Linked DNA regions of Homo sapiens: region 1 is linked to region 2. A link is an interaction called in ENCODE POLR2A ChIA-PET data of the cell type or tissue named here. Cell type or tissue: HCT116. All regions are shown on one strand.

Region 1 (8,000 bases), 180 kb before region 2:
GCCTCCTGAGTAGCTGGGACTACAGGCGCCCGCCACCATGCCCTGCTAATTTTTTGTATTTTTAGTAGAGATGGGGTTTCACTGTGTTTCTAGGATGGTCTCGATTTCCTGACCTCGTGAACTGCCCACCTTGGCCAATTCCAGCAGTATGAGAGGCCAAGGCAGGTGGATCACCTGAGGTAAGGAGTTTGAGACCACCAGCCTAGCCAACATGGTGAAACCCTGTCTCTACTAAAATTCCAAAAAGTAGCTGGGCATGGTAGCGGGCGCCTGTAATGCCAGCTACTTGGGAGGCTGAGGCAGGAGAATCGCTTGAATCCGAGAGACGGCGGAGGTTGCAGTGAGTGGAGATCGCGCCACTGCACTCCAGGCTGGGCGACAGTGCGAGACTCCGTCTCAAAAAAAAAAAAAATAATTAGCTGGGTGTGGTGGTGGCTGCCTGTAATCCCAGCTACTTGAGAGGCTGAGGCAGGAGAATCGTTTGAACCCCAGGGGCACGGAGGTTGTCTTGAGCCGAGATTGCGCCACTTCACTCCAGCCTGGGTGAAAGAGCAAAACTCTGTCTCAAAAAAAAAAAAATTTATTTTCATTCTTTATCATTAAAGAGTTGCTTTTATGTTGTCCTTTGTGTGGCTTGTAGGATCATTAAATAAGGTAGAGAATCTCATAAAAACAGTTTTGGAGAAAGATAGTTGAAAGCATAATGTCATACATTTTAAATATATAAATGTAAACTATATATAGAAATACATAAAGTATTATATATACTTAAACTATATAAACTATATTTTTAAGTATATATAGTATGTATAAGTCTATAAGTATATATATACATATAGTTTATATACATATATATAAACTTGGTAGAAGGGTAAGATACTGTAAGTGTATATATACTTACATAGAGAGAGTTTAAATTATTTACATGGAAAATAGAAATAATATATTCCATCACTCCAAAAAAAAGGTCACCTTTGGATATAGCCTGTTTGAAGTAGCAGTTGAAAAGCCTGGTAACATGTCCCTCAGGGAGTTAGAAACACAGGAAACACACAAGCCTGAGGCTTAGGGAGAGGCCCAGGCTAGGGATACTGATTTGAGCATCAGTAGCATATGAGTGGGAGTTAAAGACTTAGATTTTGGCCAGGTGTGGTGGCTCACGCCTATAATCCCAGCACTTTGGGAGGCTGAGGCAGGTGGATCCCTTGAGCCCAGGAGTTTGAGACCAGCCTGGCCAACATGGCGAAACCCTGTCTCTACTAAAAACACAAAAATTAGCTGAGCGTGGTGGCGGGCGCCTGTAATCCCAGCTACTTGGGAGGCTAAAGCATGAGAATCCCTTGAACCCGGGAGGCGGAGATTGTAGTGAGCCGAGATCAGGCCACTGGACTCCAGTCTGGGTGACAGAGCGAGACTCTGTCTGAAAGAAAAAAAAAAGAAAGAATTAGATTTTAATGAAATTGCCCTGGAGTGAGAAGAGGAGAGAGTTAAAGACTACTCCATGACTCATCAACCTTGAAGAGCTATGCAGAGGAAGAGAAGGCCCAAAAGGGGAGGAGAGAGTACCTAGAAAGCCTCTAGAATGGGGATAGGGTAGAATCCTGTAAGCCAAAGAAAGGGGTTGAAGATGTAGAGTAGTCACCAGTTTCAGGGTGCAACCAAGATGCCAGATGTCCAGTGGGGTTTAGCAACTGGGAGGCTATTGGTGGTCTTGGGAAGAAAGGTTTTAGGTGCATTTAGTAGTAAAGGGAGGAGGAGATAAAATTGAGAAAGCAAACAGAATCTGCCTTTTTGACTTTGTGCTTAAATGCGGATGCTCCTCAGCTTGTGGTGGGGTTGCATTCTGATAAACCTATCATAAGTTGAAAATATCATTAAGTCAAAAATTAACACACCTAACCTACCAAACATCATAATTTAGCCTACCCTCCCTTAAATGTACTCAGAACACTTCCAGTAGCCCACAGTTGGGCAGAATCATCTAACACAAAGCCTATTTTATAATAAACTATTGAATGTTTCATGTACATTATTGAATACTGCACTGAAAGTGAAAAGCAGAATGGTTATATGGGTACTCAAAGTGCGGTTTCTACAGAATGCGTATCGCTTCTGCACCATGTAAGGTTGAACCATTTGTAAGTCTGAGACCATTTGTATAACATACATATAGGAAAGTAAACGGGGCATAAGTGAATTTTTACAAACTAAACATACTAGCACTCTAGAAGCTCTTCTCGTGGCCCTTCTAGTCACTACCCAGCTTGCTAAGGGTATCCACTATTCTGCCTTCTAACCATAGTCTACTTTTAAAATAAATTTGTCAATGGAAGTTGGTAGAAGGGTAAGGTAGTTGTTAGAGAGGGAATTAGGGGTGGAGGGTATTTGTTGTGTTTTGTTTAAGACGGGAGAGATTTTCTTGAATGTAAATAAATGTCATAATTTCTCTAGTGGGTGGCCAGTCACTCTGTTTCTTTTTATATTTAGGACAGTTTTCATTTTATACTTTCAAATGTTTTTAAAAGTATGTTTGAGTGCTTATACAAACTTAAGTTGAATAACTGTTCTCTAAGCATATGTTTGTGGAATGGTGGTTTTCAAAACTTTGCTTATCTTGGGAATAGATTCTTGGGCCCCTCTTAGATTCAGAGTCAGACACTCTGGGGGAAGCTGTTAGAATCTATGCTTTTAAAAAATTCCCCAGGTGGGCCAGGCGCGGTGGCTGACGCCTGTAATCCCAGCACTTTGGGAGGCCGAGGTGGGCGGATCACGAGGTCAGAAGATTGAGACCATCCTGGCTAACACAGTGAAACCCCGTCTCTACTAAAAATACAAAAAATTAGCCAGGCGTGGTGGCTGGTGCCTGTAGTCCCAGCTACCAGGAGGCTGAGGCAGGAGAATGGCATGAACCCAGGAGGCGGAGCTTGCAGTGAGCCAAGATCGCACCACTGCACTCCAGCCTGGGCGACAGAGCGAGGCTCTGTCTTAAAAAAAAAAAAAAAAAAAAAAAACAACTCCCCAGGTGATTCTGAAACCTCTTGTGTACACAGGCCTGCAAAAGCCTTCTATCATGAAGCTGGCATATATTATAAATGGAAGTCTAATAAGATAATAGTTCTGTAATTGTGGGAGAAAAGAGTCACCCTTTTTTTAAATGGGAGAGAGTATTCACTAGATTCTCTATAAAGTTGAAAAAGAAAGCAAGTTGTTAGGTATTTGAGCCCCACCATTCATGAGAGTCTGAATAATTCTGAGGGTGACTTATTTAGCTTAAGGTTTTTATTTGTCTTTAAGGCAGTTTTACTGGAACATAATCACAACATGATCCCAGAGCTATGGAATTCTGGGCAGTCAGTGTACTTTTATTTGCAAAGCAAGAACAGTTTAGCCTTCTGGACACCCATTATGATTTGTTTGTTTACGACCTTACCAGATTCATGTCTTGGTAAACTGTGTCTAAGAATCTACCTTTAAAGCTGAGGGAGCTGACTGATAAACTCAATCTTTTTATTTTATTTTATTTTTTGAGGCAGAGTCTTGCTCAGTCACTCAGGCTGGAATGCAGTGACGCGATTATAGCTCACTGCATCCTTGACCTCCTGGGCTCAAGTAATCCTCCCACCTCAGCCTCCCAAGTAGCTGAGACCATAGGCATGCCCCAAACACCTGGCTAATTTTTTTTTTTTTTTTTGTAGAGATGGAGTCTTGTTATGTTGCCCAGGCTGGTCTTAAACTTCTGGCCTCAAGTGATCCTCCCACTTCAGCCTCCTAATAAACTCAATCTTATGCCTGAATCTTTTTTTTTTTTTTTTTTTTTTGAGATGAAATCTCACTCTGTTGCCCAAGCTGGAGTGCAGAGGTATAATTTTGGCTCACTGCAACCTCCACCTTCCAGGTTCAAACGATTCTCTTGCCTCAGCCTCCCGAGTAGCTGGGACTACAGGCACATGCCACCATGCCTGGCTAATTTTTGTATTTTAGTAGAGATGGAGTTTCAGTGTGTTGGCCAGGCTGGTCTTGAACTCCTGACCTTGTGATCCACCTGCCTCGGCCTCCCAAAGTGGTGGGATTATAGGCGTGAGCCACTGTGCTGGGCCCTGAATCTTTTTTTGAATGTTAATTTATTTTTTAAATTGTGGCCTGAGTCTTTGATTAAATTCATAAGCTTCCTGGAAGCTCTATAAGAGCAGGGACCTTGTCTGCTTATGTGTTTTATCTGTTTAGTACCATGTCTGACATGATGTGGGTGTGCAGTAAATATTTGTTTTTGAAATAAAACCCTGGTTGACCTCTTCTAATTGTTATATATAACCTTGCTTGCCTGACCAGATTTGTTTTGCCAACATCAGTCCTTCGCAAGCTTCAGTGGAGACAGAGTAAGAACCAAATGTCTTTAAGATGATGACAGCCTACCCCTTTACACTTCTTGTTAGGGCCTCATCTAACCCAACACCAATACTGGTTGCTCTGTTTCCATTGACAAGCCCCTTGCGGGCTGTGCGAAACAAAAGTTTTGAGACATAGAGAGTCTAAGGTCCAAGATAGAGTGTACCTTGATACTTTGCTGGGGAGTAGGATCAGACCAGAAAGAAAGAAGAGTTAGCCACAAGAGTGAGAAAACTCAATGACACTCCCTCTGAGGTTTGCAAAGCTAAGGGCCACCAGTTTACCTTTAAGCCAAATTTTCGTTTTCTCTGTGACTATGGGTCTTACAGCTGTATTCAAAACCTCAGAGAAGCCAACACATTAGAGTCCTTACTTTGAGACCCCCAACTAGCTGAATGCCAAGAAAGGCATTTAGTAACTGAAGGGTATACTCCCGAGGGGCTGGATCTAAAGAAATGCCACCTTTGATCTAGCCTGTAACTTAGCACTAATTGGAGATTCAGCTCTTAACAGAGCTTGCTTGACTTTGATTGAGCAAGCCTAACTCATATAATGCAAAGTAGACCATATCTAATCAGTTCTTGGCAGGTGCATATGTACTCATTTTCTGAGCCAACTCATCTGCCCTGACCAGGGAGTGTACCTGGCAACAAGGCTTCTCAAGGACTATCACTTGGGAAAGGGAGTGCTCAGGGCGTGGGTACATGCAGTCTAGAGATTACAGCCCTGCATCAGAAAAAGTTTGGGGGAGGCCGGGCACAGTGGCTCATGCCTGTAATCCCAGCACTTTAGGAGGCCGAGGCGGACGGATCACAAGGTGAAGAGATCAAGACCATCCTGGCCAACATGGTGAAACCCCGTCTCTGCTAAAAATACAAAAATTAGCCGCATGTGGTGGCGCACACCTGTAGTCCCAGCTACTTGGGAGGCTGAGGCAGGAGAATGGCTTGAACCCAGGAGGCGGAGGTTGCAGTGAGCCAAGATCATGCCACTGCACTCCAGCCTGGCGACAGAGGGAGACTCTGTCGCAAAAAAAAAAAAAAAAAAAAAAAGGGAAAAAGAAAAAGTATGGGGGAGATTTCACTTCTTGGGAGGTATATTCAGTCCGATTATATCATAATGGGTCAGGACTCCTCATGGAGAGAGAATACCTTTGTGTTCATGTCTCACAAAGCAACCCATCCAGAGTGCGAACAGGAGGAAAGTTGATAAGGCTAGAGATTTTTTTTTATTATGTCCCAGACCCTGAAAGTTGATTGTGTTTCTTCAAAGAACTGGATTGTTCTTCCTTGGGGAGACAAAAGATTGAAGAAGGTTCATCTCCTCTTTGTGCCCTTACACTGTCCTGGGGTGATTCTACCCATCTTAGCCTTTCCCTTCTTAAATCCTGATTTTGAATAGGTTGGCCTGAATACTCAATATGAGCCCTAACAAATTATGATAACCACCTGGCAGGCACACAGTGTCGAAGATGGCCATTTGTGATGACATCTGGTCTGGCCAGCTTCCTTTTTACTGTTAAGAGGGAAAGGTGGTGAGCATGCTGAGGCAGGGTGGGGTCATCTCGCACCAGGAGGAGCCCCCTTTGAAGCTAAAAAGGAAGATGAATCAGCCAAGATGTTGAGTGCATCAGCTTCAGCCATGTCTACCTGGGGACCTTTTACCAAGGCTCCTCCCATGGGTTTCCATCACACAGATCTATACCAGTTCCTTACCATGGTCAGGTGTGTGGCTGGCTCCTTAGGAATGAGCTTGGCATGGATTAGGTGTGCTAGAGCTGATGGATTTTTTAAAAAGTCTAATTTACATAGAGTGAAATACATAGATTTTTAAGTTGTACAGTCTTAGTTGTACAATTTGAGCTTTGACAAATGTATATACCTTGAATAACCCATACCCCAATCAAGATTGTTTCACCCCAGAAAGTTCACTTGTGCCACTTCTCAGTAAGTCCACTTCCTTCCAACTCCCACCTCCCCGGCCTAGTAGTGATTGTTCTGGTTTCTCACTATGTTTGAGGCCATGGGTTTTAAAACATACAGATTTTCTTCAAGTCTAGATGGTGAGAGATGTCAGAAAGTAATACTTACTCAAGTAAATCAGAGGTTCTCAGTGGGAGAGTTGCTCCCCAGGAGACATTTGGCAGTGTCTGGAGATGTTTTTGACTGTCGTGACTGGGAGGAGGTGCTACTGGCATCTAGTGGGTAGAGGCTAGGGATGCTGCCAAACTTCCTGCAGTGCACAGGACAGCCCCACAAAGAAGGACCCAACCCAAATGTCAGTAGTGCTGAGTTTGAGAAATCCTCGAGTAAATCATGTGTTCTCTGCAAACTAAGAATTATGGTCCTGGGGAGTGTTCATTTGTAGGTCTCCCAGGTCTCCTGGGGTGAGGTTTGCTTTTTCTTTGTTTTGTTTGCTTGTCTGTTGAGAGCCTGCTGGAAGCTGAAAAGGCCGCTGCAGGAGCCAGCTTTCTTTGGTGCTACCACCCTTGTGGCCACAGTTCTTGCTGTGGAATGGGTATCAGGGTAGGCTTAGGGAGGAAAACTAATAGGAGAAGAGGAAGAAGAAGAAAACAGTTTAGGCAGTAAAGGGAGGCAGGCCTAGAATAATATTAAAACTAGAAAAACAAGTAAGATAAGAGGGGAAGGTAAAGTAGAAATTAATAATTAAGAATCCAATAAAATGTTAAAGGAAATGAGTTGAGATTTAAAATCAAAGATAGGCTGAGTGTGTTGGCTCACACCTGTAATCCCAGCACTTTGGGAGGCCAAGGCGGGAGGATTGCTTGAGCTCAGGAGTTCGAGACCAGCTTGAGTAACATGATGAGACCCTGTCTCTGCTATATATATATAGTTATGTATAGATATAGTTATATATTTATATATATATATAATATATATATTTGCCGAGGCTGGAGTGCAGTGGCACGATCTCGGCTCACTGCAACCCCTGCCTCCCAGTTTCAAGCAATTCTCCTGCCTCAGCCTCCCGAGTAGCTGGGATTACAGGCGTCTGCCACCACGCCTGGCTAATTTTTGTGTTTTTTGTAGAGACTGGATTTCATCATGTTGGCCAGGCTGGTGTCGAACTCCCGACCTCAGGTGATCCACCCACCTCGGCCTCCCAAAGTGCTGGGATTACAGACGTGAGCCACCGCACCCGGCCTTACTGTGCTTTATGAGAAATAAATACACCCCTGAAGTGCTGAGGAAGTCCAGACCCAAAAAACATGTTCTTATGGACTTAAAATTTCAGGTCAACTTTTTCTTAATTTCCAAAAGACAACAGTTTCTAAGTTTGCCTACTTTAGCTTTTCAAGTAAAATAAAAGATACATAGATAGATGACTAGACCTCTAGCTGTCTGTCGGTCTCTGGAACATGTCCAAAACCAACTCATCATTTTTCCCTCAGACTTGCCCCTCTTTTTCTACTTCCTCTCTCAGGAATGCTGTGTCACCACCCAACTAGAAAAACCCATCGGAAACCCCAAGGTCACTTAAAATCTACTCTTTTCCTGATTTTCGAAAATCCAATACATTGTTGTTAACTCTAGTCATTATGTTGTACAACAGATCTCTTGAACTACTCCTCCTAACTGAAACTTTGTACTTTT
Region 2 (8,000 bases):
TCCTGACATCCATTCATTTAACATTCATTTAGCAATCATTTATTGAGTGCCTGTCCTGTGCCAGGCATACAGCAGTGAGCAAAACAGATAAAGTTCCATTCTCTTGGAGTTGACATTCTAGTAGTGCCTAGAACCTGCCTCCTTCATTCATTGGCAAATATTGATCAGGTATCTGCTATTTGCTGGTCTTTGTGCTAAATACTAGGGATATAACTGGGGGAAAATGGTCTTTGTCCTACAGGAGCTCACGGTGCAGTAGGGAGACAGTCACATAAACAAATGGTTATGATATAGTATATCGTTATGCAGTATTTTTCAACAGGGACACTGTTGGCATTTCTGGTGGGAGCATTCATTGTTCTGCAGGTCTATCCCCTGCATTGTGAGGGATTTAGCTCCTTGGTTACCCCCCTCCATAGTAATGCCCCCCAAGTTATGTGACAACAAAAACCACTCTGTATTTTTCAAATGCCCGCCTATTAGAGTGACATCTACTTCTCTTACATTGAGAACCACTGTCAAGAGAGGACTGTTTCTATTAAGGGGGCTGAATGAAGGAGGCAAAGATAAACTTGGTCTGGGGAATAGGGATGGGGGAGGGGAGGAATGTCGTGAAGAATGAGGCTGCTGAGGAAGGCATCAGGTAAAGATATAGACAGGAGGCAGTCAACAGCCTGTTCTATCCCAGGACCTCTCAGTTGTTAGTTAGCTATGGCTAGAGAAAAAGGTGCAGGTATGAGCACAGTATTTGGTGAACAACTGGGGAGCAATCGTGGGCTCTGTTGTGGAGGGCTTTATATGCCACGCTAACAGGATTAGCCCAGGTGCTGGTGGAAGAAAGGAGGAACTATTGAAAGGTTTGAATAGGGCAGAGGCATAATGAGATTGGTGAGACTGTTCCTGCAATTGAGGGGGAGGGCAGTAGTGATGAGGCTTGTATCATTTATTGAGGAGGGAACCCAATATACTCTCAGGTTATAAATAACTTCTGTCATTACTTTATGGTATGACTTTCCTGGAAGTACAGACTTCTAGGGGATAAAGAAACATCTTAAGGCCCAGGCATGGTGGCTCATGCCTGTAATCCCAGCATTTTGGGAGGCTGAGGCTGGTAGATTCCTTGAGCTCAGGAGGTCAAGACCAGCCTGGGTAACATGGAAAACCCCATCTCTACAAAAATTAGCTGGGTGTGGTGGTGCATGCCTATGGTGTCAGCTAGTCAGGAGGCTGAGGTGGGAGGATTGCTTGAGCCCATGAGGTCGAGACTGCAGTGAGACATGATCATGCCACTGTACTCCAACCTGGGTGATAGAGTGAGACCCTCTTCCTGGGGAGAGAAAAAAAGAAACATCTTAAAACCTCAGAGGCCTATGCATTGTAAATACAGGTTGAGTATTCCTTACCTGAAATGCCTGGGACCAGAAGTGTTTCTGATTTCAGAATATTTATATTTACTGGTTGAGCATTCCTAATCCCAGAGTTCAAAATCTTGAAATGCTCCAATGAGCATTTCCTTGAGTGTCATGTCAGTGCTTGAAAAGTTTTGGATTTTGGAGTATTTTTTATTTTTGGATTAGAGATGCTCAACCTGTATTTAACTTAACCCACATAATCATCTTTGATTTTACCTCTTCTTGGGAGCTCCTGTGCCCAGCTATGAAGGCATAAACTGTGCTAGTGGTTGGCACACTACAGTTCCCTGAAACATACTAGTGTTTGTGAGCATGATGGGAGGTCCGTCTGGGTAGGTGTGCCATCAGGAGGACAGGCACGCCCTGCAAGAAGCTCAGATTCTGAGGAAAGCAGGCAAATTAAACGCTGATGATACTCTCTGTGACCCTTGCCTTTGGGTCCCAGTCTTGCACAGTTCCAAACTCCATGCCAGCAGCCCATCTCATGCAGTATACTATTTGCGTTTTGTTTGTTTTGTTTTGGAGATGGGATGTTTTCTGTCATCCAGGCTACAGTGCAGGGTCGTGATCATAGCTCAGTGCATCCTTGAACTCCTGGGCTCAAGGGATCCTCCTGCCTCAGCTTCCCACTAGCTGGTACTACAGGCATGCACCACCATGCCTGGCTAATTTTTTAATTTTTATTTGTAGTTAGAGACCAGGTCTCGCTATGTTGCCTAGGCTGATCTCGCTTTCCTGGTCTCAGGCAATCCTCTCATCTAGGCCTCTCAAAATGCTGGGATTATAGGCATGAGGTACCATGCCCAGCCCCCGATTGGACTTTGAGGTATTTTTCTCCTCTGCTAGGCCACGGGCTCCTTTGTCATCCTGCCATTCTGAGAGCCTAGTGCTGTGCCTGGCTCAGGGTAGGCCCTTAGCAGACGGTGGTTAATGAGAGTGCTTCTCTTCTTTTTCCAGTTGCAGGCTTTCTCTCTCTCTCTCTCTCTTTTTTTTTTTTCTTTTTTTTTTTTTAGACAGGGGCCTGCAATCTCGGCTCACTGCAACCTTGGCCTCCTGGGTTCAAGCAATTCTCATGCCTCAGTCTACTGAGTAGCTGAGGTTAGAGGCATGCGCCACCACACCCTGCTAATTTTTGTATTATTTAGTAGAGACAGGGTTTTGCCATATTGGCCAGGCTGGTCTCAAACTCCTGGCCTCAAGTGATCCTCCCACCTTGGCCTCTCAAAGTGCTGGGATTATAGGCGTGAGCGACTGCACCTGGCCAGCATACATACCGTCTGTTAGAATCGTGGTAGGTCTTCCCGATAAATCCATTTCTCATATGTACATTTTCTTTCCTTTGTTCTTCAGTTACATGGTGATGAATTTTGTCCTGTTTTGGATGCAACATTTGTAATGGTGGCTCGTGATTCTGAAAATAAAGGGTAATTGCTATTTTTTCATAATTCTTTATTTTGAAGAATTTCAAAGATACATAAGACTGGAGAGAAAACTATAATGAATGTCCATATACCTATCACTTGGACGTAACAGTTTTAATTGCAATTTCTTGGCCATTTTTATTTTAAGGCAAATCCCAGACATGACATTTCACTCTTAAATACTTCGGGCATCTTTTAAAAAATGAGAATATTCTCAGGCCGGGAGAGGTGGCTCACGCCTGTAATCCCAGCACTTTGGGAGGCCAAGGCTGGTGGATCACTTAAGGTCAGGAGTTGAAGACCAGCCTGGCCGGCATGGTGAAACCCCATCTCTACTAAAAACACAAAAATTAGCTGGGCGTGGTGGCACGCGCCTATGGTCCCAGCTACTGGGGAGGCTGAGGCACGAGAATTACTTGACTCTGGGAGGTGGAAGTTGCAGTGTGCCGAGATTGCGCCATTGCACTCCAGCCTGGGCGACAGAGCGAGACTCCATCTCAAAACAACAACAACAAAAAGAGATGTTGCACAATTCTGTGAATACACTAAAAGCCGTTAAATTGTACACTTTCAATGGGTGAATTGTGTGGTATGCGAATTATACCTTAATAAAGCTGTTATCAAAAAAAAACAGACTTACAGACATAAAAATCAAATGTAATTTTTTGTTAGGCATGACAATAGTAATGTAGTTACTTAAGAGAATATTATCCTTTTTTTTTTTTTTTTTTTAAGATGGAGTTTTGCTCTTGTTGCCCAGGCTGGAGTGCAATGGTGGGATCTCGGTTCACTGCAACCTCCGCCTCCTGGGTTTGAGCGATTCTCCTGCCTCAGCCTCCTGAGTAACTGGGATTACAGGCATGTGCCACCATGCCTGGCTAATTTTTGTATTTTTAGTAGAGATGGGGGGGTGTTTCACTATGTTGCCCAGGCTGGTCTCGAACTCCTGACCTCAAGTGATCCACCCACCTCAGCCTCCCAAAGTGTTGAGATTACAGGCGTGAGCCACCATGCCCAGCTGAGTTGTGCAATCTCTTAAATCTGTTTTAATCCAGAACAGTTGTGTCTTCCCCTATTGTTTCTTATTCACTCGTTGAGAGGCTGGATCATTTGTTCTAAATAGTGTCCCACTTTCTGGATTTGTTCTATTGCTTTCTCATGGTGGTTTGTTTGTTTGTTTTTTGATCTTGTTTCTCTATCCCTAGTAATTTCTCTAAACTGAAGTTAGATCTAAAGCCTTGTATTAGATTTAGGTTGAGCATATTTGGTGAGAGTACTACATAGATGATGTTGTATATCTCGTATTTCATATTGCATCGTATCAGGAGGTACAGGTTGTCCCACTCACAGTGATGCTAAGATTAGTGTGTGGGTTCAAGCAGTTACAGCCTAATCTCTCCTTTGTGAAGTTCAGTTTTTCCTCTTCTGATCAGCAACAATCTACAGGGGTGTACTTTGTCATCCTGCAAATAGCTGAGTTTCCCATCAGTCTTTTTCCAGTGCTTTCAATGTCCACTGCTGATCATTGCTTTAATTAGTATCATTAGGCAGTTTAGAGTAATTCTCAAATTTTGTCATTCCTTCTATGTTTGTTAGCTGGAATTCTGTAAAGAAGAGCGTTCCCTTAACAACTAGGGCGATTGGGTTTGAAATGGAGTTAGGATCAATGCTTCATTCTTGTCTTTTATTTACATGTTTTCAGAATAAGGAGTTGGTTCACTAGCTAGTGATGACATGCTTTTCCCAGTTTTTTAGCTTTTTAGAAAAGTATCATGTTTTTAAATTTCTTTTTTTTTTTCTGTGTGTGTGTGTTTTTGAGATGGAGTCTCGCTCAGTCACCCACACTGGACTGCAGTGGCGCAATCTCGGCTCACTGCAGCCTCTGTCTCCTGGGTTGAAGAGATTCTCCTGCCTCTGCCTCCCAAGTAGCTGGGACTACAGGCATGCCCCATTATGCTTGGCTAATTTGTTTTGTATTTATAGTAGAGACGGGGTTTCACCATGTTGGCCAGGCTGGCCTCGATCTCCTGACCTCAAGTGATCTGCCCACCTAGGGATTCCAAAGTGCTGAGATAACAGGCGTGAGTCATTTCGCCCAGCCCGTTTTTTTTTTGTTTTTTTATTTTTTTTGAGATGAAGTTTTGCTCTTCTCTCCAGGTTGGAGTGCATTGTCATGTGTCATGAGCATGGCTCACTGCAGCCTGGGCCTCCTGTGCTCAAGCAATCCTTCCGCCTCAGCCTCCTGAGTAGCTGGGACCACAGGCACATACCACCATGCCGAGCTAATTTTTTTTCTTTCTTTCTTTTTGAGATGGAGTTTTACTCTTGTTGCCCCGGCTGGGGTGCAGTGGCGCAATCTCGGCTCACTGCAACCTCCACCTCCTGGTTCAAGTGATTCTCTGGCCTCAGCCTCCTGAGTAGCTGCCCAGCTAATTTTTAAATTTTTTGTAGAGATGGGGTTTTGCCATGTTGGCCAAACTGATCTCAAAATCCTGGGCTCAAGTGATCCTCTCACCTCGGCCTCCCAAAGTGCTAGGATTACAGGTGTGAGCCACTGTCCTGCCAGAAAAGCATCATTATGAATTCATGGTTGTAATATATTACATGTATTTCAATAAATTGCAGCCATTGTTTCTCTTGATGCTCCAAGTGTGCCTTCTTTGGGCGGTGGGAGTTCCTCTAAGCTGGCTCCTTTCCACCTGTCTGTTTGATAGCTTCCTGCTGTCTGACACAAGATGTCTTGGGCTCATCTTACGTATTTCCTGCCCCAGGCCTGGAGTCAGCCATTTCTCCAAGTAGTCCTGGGGTTCCTTTTAGTGGGAACTGGTATTTAGACATCAAAATCTGGGCACTAGAACTGTACATTGTTACTAGTTTGTTATTGTTTCCAGGCCTTTTTAGTGGACAGAGCTAGGATATATTTTAAACAAACAAAAAACCTCATGAGAGCTGGGTGTGGTGGCTCACGCCTGTAATCCCAGCACTTTGGGAGGCCGAGGTGGGCAGATCACTTGAGCCCAGGAGTTTGAGACCAGCCTGGCCAACATGGCGAATCCCCATCTCTACTAAAAGTACAAAAAAATTAGCCAGGTATGGTAGCATGTGTCTGTAGTCCCAGACGATGTGGGAGGCTGAGGTGGGAGGATTGCTTTAACCCGGGAAGCAGAGGTTGCAGTGAGCCAAGGTCGCACCACTGCACGCCAGCCTGGGCGACAGGGCAAGACCCTACCTCAAAAAAAGAGCCTCATGAGTTTATATGGTCATTTTCAAGTCATTTAACCATATAGACTTCAACTTACTTTACGTCATCTTTTTTCTCTGAAATTGAATTCTTGGTTTCTAACAACAGTTACACCCAAACTGAGAAAAACTAATTGTGGGGGTAGAGCTGGGGTGGGAGGGATTGCTCTTTGCACAGGACAGAGTCCAGTGGCCTGTGGGAAATCTCATTTGTATTAGAAACTTGATTTAGGAGTCTGCAGTGAAAAATCTTTGCTGCTGCGTGGAAAGCTGACTTGGAAAGCCAAATTAAGATAGAAAAATATGTTGGTCCCTTAGTGATCTGAGGGAAGAATAACACCCATCTACTCTGGCCCTTCCTGCCAGCCCCAGCTGACCTGCTGTGGCCAGTGACTGGCCTGGGGCTTGTATTCAAGCACTGAGGCCACTGCTGCAAGTTTCACTCCCAGCTGATGCATGTCACTTTCCCAAGCTGTTGTTTCAATTCTTTTGTTTTTTGTTTTCAAGACAGAGGTTGGCTCTTGTCACCCAGGCTGGAGTGCAGTGGTGCTATCTCGGCTCACTGCAACCTCTACCTCCTGGGTTCAAGTGATTCTCCTGCCTCAGCCTCCTGAGTAGCTGGGATTACAGGCACCTACCACCACACCCGGCTGACTTTTGTATTTTTAGTAGAGACGGGGTTTCACCATGTTGACCAGGCTGGTCTCGAACTCCTGACCTTAGGTGATCCACCTGCCTTGGCCTCCCGAAGTGCTGGGATTACGAGCGTGAACCACTGCCCCCGGCCTGTTTTAATTCTTTTGTTTCCATTGTTGTTTCATCAAATCTTTTGATTCTACCACAGTGAAATATTATCCCTTTTCCCTTATTTTTTATTTCAAAAAATTTGATGCTTACAGAAAAGTAGATAGAATAATGCAACAAACGTATGCCTTTCACGTAAATTGTATTACATTTGCGTAATTCTCTTACCCTCTCTCTACAAATACACACATTTACATATTTTTTCCCATGAATCATTGGAAAGTAAGTTTGAGACTGCTTCACCCATTCAGGAGTTCAGCATGTATTTCCTAAGAACCAGGTATTTCTCCATAACCTCAATGCCTTTATTATATCTGAGAAATTCAACAGTGATACAGTTATTTAATATGTGATCCGTATTCAGATTTCACCAGTTGTCCCTAAAATGTCCTTTATAGCTATCTTCCTGATTCAGGACCCAATCCATCAAGGATTGTATATTGCATTTGGTTATCCTGTTTCTTTAGAATAGTCTCTCTGCCATTTGCTGTCTTTCAAAAATTGATATTTTTAAAGAGTTCAAGCCAGTTTTCTTTTTCTTTTTTTTTTTTTTTTCTTTTTTTGAGACAGAGTTTCGCTCTTGTTGCCCAGGCTGGAGTGCACTGGCACGATCTCGGCTCACCGCAACCTCCACCTCCTGGGTTCAAGCAATTCTCCTGCCTCAGCCTCCCGAGTAGCTGGGATTACAGGCATGTGCCACCACGCCCGGCTAATTTTGTATTTTTAGTAGAAACGAGGTTTCTCCTTGTTGGTCAGGCTGGTCTCAAACTCCCAACTTCAGGTGATCCCCACCCGGCTTGGCCTCTCAAAGTGCTGGGATTACAGGCGTGAGCCACCACGCCCGGCCTAAAGCCAGTTTTCTTGTAGAGTGTTCTACAACCTATATTTGACTGTTTCCTCATGATTAGAATCAGGTTAAACATTTAGCAGATGCCAGTATCCTTTTTATAATGTTAAGTTTCTAGTGTGCAATTAAGGCTGTAACTGTAAGGCTTCCCTAATTGTTCCAGCGTTCACATGTAAGGCAAGCAGTAAGCACTACCCAAAATGAAAAGCAGATTCTTTAAAAGTAGTAGGTGATTGTTCATCTTCAAGTTTTATTAGATAATGGCATATCTTAAAT

The links. Peaks named below come from ENCODE experiments on the same cell type or tissue, not always from the same donor. Only the 100,000 strongest peaks of a DNase experiment are listed, where the experiment ranks them.
Region 1: POLR2A ChIA-PET joins it to region 2 with 7 read pairs; 1 of 35 experiments calls an interaction of 5 or more read pairs at or near these places.

What each region holds. Positions count from the first base shown.
Region 1 is chrX:23,884,668-23,892,667 of GRCh38, reverse strand. The region is part of intron 1 of APOO (apolipoprotein O); the gene reads left to right. Among named protein-coding and RNA genes, the nearest start is that of APOO, 19 kb to the left of the region's middle. RefSeq lists a silencer at 5,089-5,266. In HCT116, no CTCF peak of the experiment used is centred here; a DNase peak (open chromatin) is centred at 7,788; H3K4me3 peaks cover 1,196 bases; H3K27ac peaks cover 4,631 bases.
Region 2 is chrX:23,707,971-23,715,970 of GRCh38, reverse strand. ACOT9 (acyl-CoA thioesterase 9) reads left to right here. Exons shown (of 16, transcript NM_001037171.2): 9 at 2,763-2,836. Among named protein-coding and RNA genes, the nearest start is that of ACOT9, 31 kb to the left of the region's middle. In HCT116, no CTCF peak of the experiment used is centred here; a DNase peak (open chromatin) is centred at 4,940; H3K27ac peaks cover 1,502 bases.